Linked DNA regions of Homo sapiens: region 2 is linked to region 1. Evidence: chromatin loops called from intact Hi-C (ENCODE). Cell type or tissue: PC-3. All regions are shown on one strand. Links, peaks and the distances in the headings refer to the core of each region. The heading gives the core; the rest is flanking DNA. Region 1 overlaps LHX5 (LIM homeobox 5). Region 2 has its middle 13 kb from the start of LINC01234.

Region 1 (5,368 bases), core at 173-5,172:
TACATGGGTTTGAATCTCAGCTTTGCCACTTCCCAGCTGTGTGACTTTGGGCCAGTCCCTCAACCTCTCTGAGTACCCTGAGGGGGCCAATAATACCTACCCTGATACACGTCCAAGGATTCAGCTGCAAGGATATTCTGATGTGGTTTAAAGTGGTGAAACGTTGGAAACAAACCCAAATATCCAATAATAGACTTGGTTAAAAATAAAACAAAAACCATAAAAGGATGGCTCAGCCATTGAAGAGAACTTTAAGCAGTGACTACACAGAATGACATAGCTCTGTCTATGAAGATCAGTTTATACATCTGGAAGCTATTGCTGAGTGAACCAGAGCAGATGACCACATATTGAGTATAGGGTATGATCTCTAGTTTCAAAATGAAAAAACAAAACAAAACAAAACAAACAAACAAAAAAACAAACAAAAAAACAAGAAAAGAAAAAAGAAGTCTGAAAGAAAATGCATCATCTAGATTTCCATAGTGCTTGAGATTCTGGGTGGTGACATTTTCTTCCTTTTGTTTATCTGAGATTTCTAAATTTTCCACAAGCAAGTAGCATTGGTCTGATAAAGATGAATGTGCAGTAAGGAAAGAAAAGAAAAAGGCAAGGCACATTGCATGATTCTTGTGAGGAACACATAAAGAAGAAGGGCAGAAGAGTGGGGCTCTGAGCGTGCGCCTGTCCCATGGCGGTCTGTTCCCCACCTTCCCCTGCTGCAGCTACAATGGGCCGCTTCACTCACCCCGAGCTTGGGTGAAAAGTGATCCCAATGCAGGACACTCTTCTATTTATTTTTACCTCCCTCTCCTGCTTTTCTTTTCTTTTTCTTTTATCCTTTCTTCCTTCCTTCCTTCCTTCCTTTCTTTTTCTTTTTTCCCTTCTTTCTTTTTCTCTTTCTTTCTCTTTCTTTCTTTCTTTCTTTCTTTCTTTCTTTCTTTCTTTCTTTCTTTCTTTCTTTCCTTTCTTTCTCTCTTTTTTTGAGACAGTCTTGCTCTGTCGTCCAGGCTGGAGTGCAGTAATGTAGTACCAGCTTACTGCAACCTCCGCTTCCCGGGTTCAGGCGATTCTCCTGCCTCAGCCTCCCAAGTATCTGGGATTACAGGTGCCTGCCACCATGCCTGGCTAATTTTTGTATTTTTAGTAGAGAGAGGGTTTCACCATGTTGGCCAGGCTGGTCTTGAACTCCTGATCTCAGGTGATCCACCCACCTCAGCTTCCCAAAGTGCTGGGATTACAGACATTCGAGTTGGAAGGGAATGTAGGAAGCACTCTCTCCAACCCCTGCTTTTGCAAGTAGGGAAACTGAGTCAAAGAAGGAGAGTGACTTGTTTTAGGTAGTGGCCTCAGGCCTCCTAAATCTCACTGGACACTCTTTCCCTCATGCCTTTACCTAAAGACAAGCATGCACTGCATAAGATTTGCAGAGCACAACAGCCTCACTTTGGGGAGGAGGCGCACTTCAGTCCTAACATAGCCTTGCAGATAACCAGCATCAGCTTACCAGCCTGCTCTTTTTTTGGGCCACCAGAAATTACATGGGGGAATAGTTAGGAGTGAAGTTCTAATTCTTTTGATGTGCTGGCAACAAACAAATCACACATTCATTCATTCATCAAACATTCTGAAGACCTACTATATGCTGGGCAGGCCTGTGTTAGAGCAGGGTATTACATAAAGCATGGGGAGATACGGTGCCTGGCACGTAGTAGCTGTCGAAAGAGGACAGTCACTTTCATGAACCTGGGAGTCACTAGAAGAGCTCCCCCTTTGGGTGAGCAGAGGTTTTTGCACCCATCAAGGGTTTAATGTCAGAGACCAGAACCAGGGAAAGGAATGGTTTCATTCTCTCTGAGTCGTTATCAAGGTAGGGACAAAAAAAGAAAACCACACAGCGCTGAGGGAAAAAAGATTTTTTTTTATTAATCTTTCTCTTTAAAAAAAGTTGATTTTTTTTGTTTTTGTTTTTTGTTTTTTTTAGGTAAACCTCTTTCTGCTTCCCCTCCGTCACTCTGCCCTACCTCCTCTTAAAAATATAAAAATGTCCAACCCCGGATAACTAGAGTACAATAAATAAACAGTAAACACAAAAACATACTTTATTTGTTTCTTCTTTATACAAAATAAGGAAACTAGAAGCGTTCAACTTCCAAAAAAGTATAATATTGTACATCCTGACGGCCCAGCCTCCAGGCCCTGGGCAGGGAGGGTGGTCTGTGGGTCTGAGCCCAGCAATCCTGGCGCCCCACCCAGGGGGAGAGCAGGATGTGTGCGTGTTCGAGTCCGGCCTGCTCCCTCGGGCTCAACATAAACGTCAAAGTAAGGAAGAGCGGGAGCTGGACCCGGCTGGCCACTTCCTGACCCACAGCCCTATTCCTAGAGAAGCTGACCTTGAGCCTCAAGATTGGCCACCAGGGAGCGCCAGCGTGCAGGTGGCTCGGTCTCCCTCTCGGTGGCTCCCGGTTCACGCGAGTTCCTCGCTCGCTCTCCGTCTTCTCCCTCTGGCTGACGCTGTCTCTCCATCTCCTCCTCATCTTGCCCCCTTTCCTCTCCCTCTCTTTCAATCTCTCTCCTTTTCTTATCATCTTTTTTTTTAAAGACGGGGAAAGCACAGCGAGAAATAAGATTACAAAATGCCACTCGGATTGCAGAGAGAGGGAAAAACACCGTCTCCGCCCCTTGGCCTCACCCTCTCTCAGTCCAAAGAGGTGGCGGTGGCTGGGTGGGTGGGTGGGGGCCCGGGGAAAGTCTAGAGCGTGCTCGAAATCTCTTGACCCTCCGGAGTATTGACTTTGGTCCCAAGAAATTGCTCGCGGTTGCTGGGAGAGTACTGGCGGTGGGCTGAGGCTCCTGGAGAGCCCGCGGGGTGGAGATGGGGGTCGGCCCCCCCTCGGCGCCCAGCCGAGGAGCAGCTGCCAGTTGAGTGCGGACCCGAGAGAGAACCCCCGAGGGACACCCACGTCTCCCACCGCGTCTGCGTCGGGCGTTTTGGTTTCAGGAGGCTGCTTCGGGGCGGGGCCCCCGGGGGCCGAGCGCGGGGGGCGGCCCGGCGGCCTTACCACACGGCGGCTTCGTTGAGCTCGGGGTTGGGATGCGACAGGGGTCCGCTGTAGCCGCTGGTGCCGCTCATTGGGAAGGGCGGGCTGGGCCCGCCGCTGAATACCTCGCCGGGCATGGGGTGCAGCGTGCCCGGCAGGCCTGGCTCGGGGCTCGGTGTGTCCGGGTGCGAGATCATGTCGGTGAACCTGGGGTTGTCCGCGGCGTGCGGGCCGGCGAGCGGCGGTTCCAGCGCTCCCAGCGGCGTCGAGCCGGGGCCAGAGGCCGCCAGGAAGCTGGAGTCGGCCGGGGACTGCGCCTGCGAAGGCGGGCCGTGCGCGAAGAAGTCGTAGTTGCTTCCCGGCGCGTAGTAGTCGCCTTGGTAGTCTGCGGAGGGGGAGCGGGAAGGAGACAGGGCGCGGTGAGAGAAGGCGAAGTAGGCGGGGGACCCGGGACCCGGGGAGGGGACCCGGGCGGGCGAGAGAGGGGAGCGCGCGACACCGACCCAAGGTTAGAGAGACCTGCGGAGGCCGGCGCCCCTTGAGACGGTGGACGTCGCAGGCTCACGGGGAGGGTTGGGGAGAGAGACAATGAGAGATCTCGAAAGGGCAAGAGACTCAGACTGCCAGAGACCACACACAGAGACGGGAGAGACTCCGAGACCGTGGGGGACACACGCGGCAAAAACTCGGAGACTTCAGTCACAGGTTCCCTGACACCTAGAGATGGAGAGAGACAGAGGCGGCCAGAGACGCAGAGACAGACAATGATTCCTAAGTGTCTTAGGGTCGGTGAGAGACACAGAGATGCGGGACAGCGAGAGACAGACGGAGAGATCGGCAGAGGGGCAGAGAGAAAGGCGGAAAAGAGACCCAGAGACGCGGAGTCCGCGGCTGAGACCCGAAAGCCCGAGACATCGGAGGGTCGCGGAGGAGTCGAGGAGACGCAGAGAGAGGAAAGACGGCCGCGGTTAGAGACACGCGTGGAAACCCCCGGGGGCGGCAGCGAGGGAGTCAGGAGTGAGCCCGAAGATGGAGAGAAGTCGATGCGCCCAGAGAACGCAAGACGGTGGATCAGAGATGAGTCCCAGGAACCTCCAGAGAAGCGGAGGCTGACAGGCCCGGGGAGAGGAACCGGGCAGGGACAAACCAGCGGACAGAGCAGAGCGCGAAATGGTTGAGACCGGGAAGCGACCTGGCCGGGGGAAACTGGATCCGGGCCGCGGCAGGAGCGACTGGTGGGTTGGGCCGGGCGGGGCGGCCTTGGCGCCCTAAACTCGGTCCCTGCGCCCTACCAACCCAGTCCAAGTCCTTCGCCTCGCCAAGTACGGCCGCCGCGTCGATCCCGGTGAGACCATTTGTACCGGCCTAGCCTAGCCTGAGAAAGAGAAAACTGAGCTCCAGCGACTTGGGAGAGGGGGAGGAGGACACGAAGATTCTCTGGGTCATGGCCAGAGCTCCGCGGGCTCCTTGGGGTAGAAGCTCGGTCCTCCAGCCTTGCCCCGGGTTGGTTTTGCCAGCACCCCCAGGTTCTGAAGCATCTGAGGACATTGAGATCTTTTGAGAAGCTGGTGATAGCTATGGGCTCTCTCTCAAGGAAAATGCAAGGATGAGAATTTTGCCCATAAATTCAGGAGGTGTAGGGACTCCGGATTGCAAACCCATTCTGCCTCAACAAATCTGTATCAACTCTCTGACCGCCCCACATAGCCCCTTTTCCAGAACCTTCGGGATATCCTGCCTTCCCCCACCAGGTGGGGCCCTGAAGGACTGACGTGGGGGACGTCACGAAAGGACCACCTTGTACCAGGCACCCGCTTTGTACGGCGGGAAAACCAGCGAGTCCAGAAGCCTGAGTCTCTTCTGCAAATCCACTCCCCCTGCTGAGTCCTGGGATCTCAGTCAAGGGGCGAATTCCTGATGCCCCCTGCCACCCTCTTCCCTCTCCAAACCCTGAAATCTGTCCAAATGGGGGGTGTCTGGAGGCGTGGCTTGGAGGCAGTTTAAGCAACAGCTAAAACGGTTGCCAATTACTTTTTAAAACCATTAATTTAATTCTCCCCGAAAGTGAAGGGGAAGATGGGGAGCGGCAAATTTGGAGCCCCAAAGGGACAGGGATGGGAGACGGCCGCGGCCCGCGGCGAGCCGGAAAACCAGCGAAGGCCGCTGCCCCCGCGCCGTGCGCGCCGCCTCCGCCCATATGGCGGCCGGGCCGGAGGTAATTGGAACAAACGCCGTCTGAAAAGGGCACAAAAGCCGCAGCTGGGGCTTTGTCCGCGCTCCCACGGGGAGCCGCCGGCCCCGCCGCCCGGCCCCTTTCTCGCCCGCTG
Region 2 (5,368 bases), core at 128-5,127, 320 kb after region 1:
TCCATCTTTTTTCTCAACCCTTTTAGGATAACCACTGCTAATGGGTTGGTATCTGTTTTGCCAGACTTTCCCATGCAAACATCATGATTATAAAAAGGTACACACACATGCATATGCACACGCACGTGCACACACACACACACACACACGATTCACTGAGTTCCTCACTCAGCACTGCCATTTTCTGTGTGACCTTACGCAGGTTGCTGAACCTCTCTGAATCTGCTTCCTCATCTGTAAAACAGAAACAGTTATAGATTGTAGGTTGTAGGGAAAACTGAATAAATTAACACGTGTAATGTGCTTAGAACAGTGCTGAGTACATAGAAAGGATAGAGGAAGAGCACTGGAATACACTCTTCCCAGACCCAGCACTTTAATCAGCCTAGCCTCTCTTTGTTTTACATATTGTGAATTGTTTAGGAAAATAGGTTTTCCTGCTTAACACAGCACACACACACACACATACACACACATTAGTTGTAAAGCTGCTAGCACTGGGGCTGAGCAAGGCTGTGGTTAGCAGACTAAGCTGGTGTACTCCCACTGTGTGACCTTGGATGAGTGACTTTACCTATCTGGGTCCCAGTTTTGCCATCTATAAAATGGGAATAATAATAGCATGGAGGGCTCTTGTGAGGAGTAACTTAGGTAAAGTGTGTAAAATAGACAGCAGTGCCTGACATACCATAAAGATTGCCCCCAAATAGTAGCTGTTGTTGTTATGAATTAGCTATGAACATGACTTTGCATTGAATGGATTAGAGGGGGTGTGTACTTATTCAGGGCCTAGAAGCAACTATGACCTCCCTCTTTCCCAACCCCTACTGTCACTTTGGGGTCAGAGATGGGCCTCATAGGGTTAGTGAAACCTCTGGAATTATGCGCATGCACACCGCTTTTGCATCCACTAAAAACCGTTTTCTTCTCAGGCAAAGATCTTTCTCTTTCATCAGATACTCAAAGTGGTCATTAACCCAAGAGAGTTAAGAACCCCTGAGGCTTAACACAGGCTCTCTGCTTCCTGCAAAGATCTGCTTTTCTGCTAAGGAGAAGCCAGAGTTTGAATCTCTAAGCAGTGTTCTGAGGACTCTTGATGGTCCCAGAAATCCTTCCAGGGAACCTGGGGGCCTCTCCCTTTCCCACCTCATATTTTTGTACAACTAGATTTTCTTCATATGCCTCAAGCAAAACAACAGGTCGCAAAAGTGGGTTTAAGAATCCAGGTGTTTCTGGGAGCGGTGGCTCATGCCTGTAACCTGAACACTTCGGGAGGCCGAGACAGGTGGATCACTTCAGCTCAGGAGTTCAAGACCAGCCTGGGCAACACGGTAAGAACTTGTCTCTACTAAAAATACAAAAAATTAGCCAGGTGTGGTGGCGTGTGCCTGTGGTCCCAGCTACTCAGAAGGCTGTAGTGGGAGGATCACTTGAGCCTGGGGGCGGAGGTTGCAGTGAGTAAGCTGAGATCATGCCACTGCACTCCAACCTGGGTGACAGAGTGAGATCCTGTCTCCAAAAAAAAAAAAAAGAAAGAAAAAGAAAAAGAAGAAAAAGAACCCAGGTGTTTTCTATTAAGTCAGACATTTGCAAAAATGTAGAACAATGCCACTCTGCAACCTCCGCCTCCTGGGTTCAAGCAATTCTCCTGCCTCAGCCTCCTGAGTAGCTGAGATTATAGGTGCGCACCACCACGTCTGGCTAATTTTTTGTATTTTTAGTAGAGATGGGGTTTCACCACGTTGGCCAGGATGGTCTCAAACTCCTAACCTCAGGTAATCTGCCCACCTCGGCCTCCCAAAGTGCTGGGATTACAGGTGTGAGCCACCGTGCCTGGCCCTCCTCATTAAATTTTTATTTTTAGAAAATTATTTGCTTTCTATAAATATGTTATATGTTAGTATATAATGACTTTATAATTATTATTTTAAAAATTAAGCCTTTTAAATGTCTCAGTTTTAATTTCTAAAACAGTAAATATGGATACACATAGCTTACATAAATAAAAGCTCTTTGAGATCCTCAATATTTTATGAGTGTAAAAGTGTCCTGAAACCCCAAAAGTTTGAGAACTGCTGTTCTTTGGAAACCTACCTGGTTGTGATAGAAGGAGCTGTGACACATCCAGCTCTAACCCAGGGCTTTGGCTATGGGGCATTCTGGGAGATGTGGTAGGCAAGGCAGGCTAGTGGCAGAAAAAGGGGTGGATTAAGGATCAGGCCAGCTGAACAGTAGCCAGAAACAGCCACCCGTAAGGGTCATAAAATCAGCAATGGATGTGTAATAATATGGAGAAAATAGTGTTTTGTCCAATTCCTCTCAGGAGAGTCTTGTATGAGGCTGTTACAGGGATAAGTAGTGAGATCCCCAAGAGGCTTTCTCAAGTAACAGTGATGATTGCTAAACTGCCCTGTAAGGACTGTGTACCTAGTAACTAACTGCAAGGCCATTCTTTGCTGAAGAGGTTATGCAAGTTTGGGTCCAGAACGGAATTGCTGCAGTTCCTGGAGGAGAGGCTGAACTTTGCCACCAGAGGACACTCTTTCTCGCCATCTCCCCTAGAAGCTCTCTGCTACCCCTTAAAACAGTGCAGAGCAAATACCTTTACTGGCTTTTACTTGAAGGGGCAGCAAGTTATTGGTTATACTGGGCAGAAAATGTGGGCTGATTGTAAAGAAGGAGCAAATGGAGAAGCAGGTGAAATCAGCAAAGAGGCAAATCAGGACTCCTGGGCAGGAAAGGGCTCCCTTATTCATCAAGAGTGAGTTTGTGGATCACTCTGTAAGACTCAAGACCCAAGGTGAAAACATGAACTCTCCCGTTAGGAAATGATGCTTGCTGAGAAATATCCTCAGGGGCCACAAGTAAGGTGAAAATCCCAAATCTGCTCGGAAAGGAGGCTGGAGATAGGAAAGGAGTTTCCTTGACCAACTAGCATGGATCATTTAATATGGAATGCTTTATCTTTAAGAAATAGATTCAAAAAATTCAAACCCAAGGCTGACTCACACAGAACCTGGCTGTCTTTGCAGGTTGGAGGTGAATAATCAAGATACCTGTCTGCCTTGTTAAAGAGGCTAAAATTCTTCTCCTTCCCTTCTGTCCCTAGTTTTCCCTGAACAAGCAGTGCAGTTACTGCCCACCTGAGGAAGTTCTGAATGCTCTTAAAAATGTTCTGGAATGCAGCTGTGAAGCCAGAGGTATTTCTTTCACAGATAAGCTCCGGGGCAGTTAGCCACAAGAGGGGCAAGTCATGCCAGGCTCTGCCAATGGGAAGGGCACAGGTTTTGGGATTGGGGGAGCTGTGGATGACTCCCAACTCTCAAATCTTACTTCTAGAACATCCCAGAACATTCCTGTGGTATGTTCTTGGTTCTGTCACTGAATCTCCATCAGCCAGGGTTCTGGGAGGGATGAAATGCTAATTGAGGGGGAGTTAAAGGAACAAATGTGTGGATGAGGTTAAGAGACATCAGAAAGGGGAGTGAAGCTACTTGGGACTGGCAGCAGTGAGGAGCCATTACACCTTGTTCCTATAAGGCAAGGTGAAGCAGAAGCTACTAGTGGTCCCCAGGGAGCTCATGATTTATTAATAGGGTCAATTTCACCCCGAAAAGGGGCAAAAATTGATTATTGGGAGGTGAAACAAATCTTACTCTGTATGTAGAAAGCAGAAATATACATACAGCACATAAACAGCAACACAGTATATCTGCAGTATTGTAATTTCATGGGGAGGATGAGTGATTAGAAAAAAGTCTAGAAAGTCTTCTTAGAGGGATGATCATTTTTAAAAAGCTTGGCTGAGTGTAGTGGCTCACACTTGTAATCCCAGCACTTTGGGAGACTGAGGCAGGCAGATTGCTTGAGCCCAGGAGTTTGAGACCAGCTGGGAAACAGGGAAACCCCCATCTCTGCAAAAAATAGAAAAATTAGCTGGGTGTGATGTCGCATGCCTGTGGTCTCAGCTACTCAGGAGGCTGAGGTGGGAGGATCACCGGAGCCCAGGAGGTCAAGGCTGCAGTGAGCTGTGATTGTGCCACTGTACTCCAGCCTGGGCAACAGAGTGAGACCCTGTGAAAGAAAGAAAGAAAGAAAGGAAAAGAAAGAAAGAAAGAGAAGGAAAGAAAGAAAGGAAGAGAGAGAAAGAGAAAGAAAGGAGAGAGAAAGAAGGAGAGAAAGAAATACAGAAAGAGAAAGAAAGAAGAAAGAAAGAAAGAGAGAGAAAGGAAGGAAGGAATGGGAAAGAAAGGAAGGAAGGAGGGAGAAAGAAGGAAAGAAAGAGAAAGAAAAAAGAGAAAAAAGAGAAAGAGGAGAAAGAAGGAAAGAAATACAGAAAGAGAAAGAAAGAAGAGAGAAAGGAGAAAGAAAGAAGAAAGAAAGAAAGAGAAAGAAAGGAAGGAAGGGGAAAGAAAGAAAGAGAGAAAGAAAGAAGAAAGAGAGAAATAAGGAAAGAAAGAAATACAGAAAGAGAAAGAAAGAAACAAAAAGAAAAAGAAAAGGAAAGAAAGGAAGGAAGGAAAGGAAAGGAAGGAAGGAAAGAAGGCCAGCCTCAGCCTCCCAAAGTGCTGGGATTACACGTGTGAGTCACCACGCCAGGCAAGGCATGGATGTTTTCCAAAAACTCCCTAGGGGATCTTGATATTTATCTAGGTCCGGTCTGAATCATATGATATGCTTTATAACTATTATCTACCCATACATGTGTACATTTCTATCCTTCCTATGTTTTTTAAACTGAGGTATAAATTAGATAATGTACACATGTTGATGAATTTTGATCTAGGTATACACTGTGTACCTATCACCCAGATTAAAATATAGAACGTTTCTCTTCCCCAAAGGTCATTGCTATCCTGTTACCACCTTCAGTTTTGCACGTTCTTGAACTTCAGGCCAGTGCTGCTGTGGATGCCAGTGGTTTCTTTTTCACTGCTGAGCTGTATTCTGTTGTGTGGATATACCACAATTTTATTATCCATCCTCTGTTGACAGGGTTGTTTCCAGTCTTTCACTACTGCAAATAATGCTGCTATGGACATTTGTATATAGATCCTTTGTCTATATTCTTATTTTAATGACATTTTATTCCTTTCTCCTTTCATGTTATACTCCATGTCCAATTTTCTTTTTTTTTTCACATCTGCAACATATTTATTTTTCAAAGGAATGGATTTTGAGAGAAAATAACATGGGGCAGAGATATGGAACAGAAAATAAATACAAGGCCCGGTGTGGTGCTCATGCCTGTAATCCCAGCACTCTGGGAGCCCAAGGCAGGCAGATCACTTGAGGCCAGGAGTTCGAGACCAGCCTGGGCAACATGGGGAAACCCCGTCTCCACTAAAAATACAAAAATTAGGTGGAT

Evidence for each region. A loop is a pair of places that touch in the nucleus more often than their neighbours do. Peaks named below come from ENCODE experiments on the same cell type or tissue, not always from the same donor. Only the 100,000 strongest peaks of a DNase experiment are listed, where the experiment ranks them.
Region 2: it touches region 1 in a loop (2.8-fold over the local background); 2 of 110 quality-filtered maps call a loop at or near these places.

Annotation. Positions count from the first base shown.
Region 1 is chr12:113,460,132-113,465,499 of GRCh38, forward strand. It overlaps LHX5 (LIM homeobox 5), which reads right to left. Exons shown (of 5, transcript NM_022363.3): 5 at 1,902-3,426. The coding sequence ends at 3,059. Among named protein-coding and RNA genes, the nearest start is that of LHX5, 9.1 kb to the right of the region's middle. In PC-3, for the core only: CTCF peaks have their summits at 1,720 and 2,407 (motif pointing right); a DNase peak (open chromatin) is centred at 2,420; H3K4me3 peaks cover 1,494 bases; H3K27me3 peaks cover 2,341 bases.
Region 2 is chr12:113,783,815-113,789,182 of GRCh38, forward strand. No RefSeq gene overlaps it. Among named protein-coding and RNA genes, the nearest start is that of LINC01234, 13 kb to the left of the region's middle. RefSeq lists an enhancer at 707-1,243. In PC-3, for the core only: a CTCF peak has its summit at 2,571 (motif pointing right); DNase peaks (open chromatin) are centred at 3,127 and 4,607; H3K4me3 peaks cover 347 bases; H3K27ac peaks cover 1,841 bases.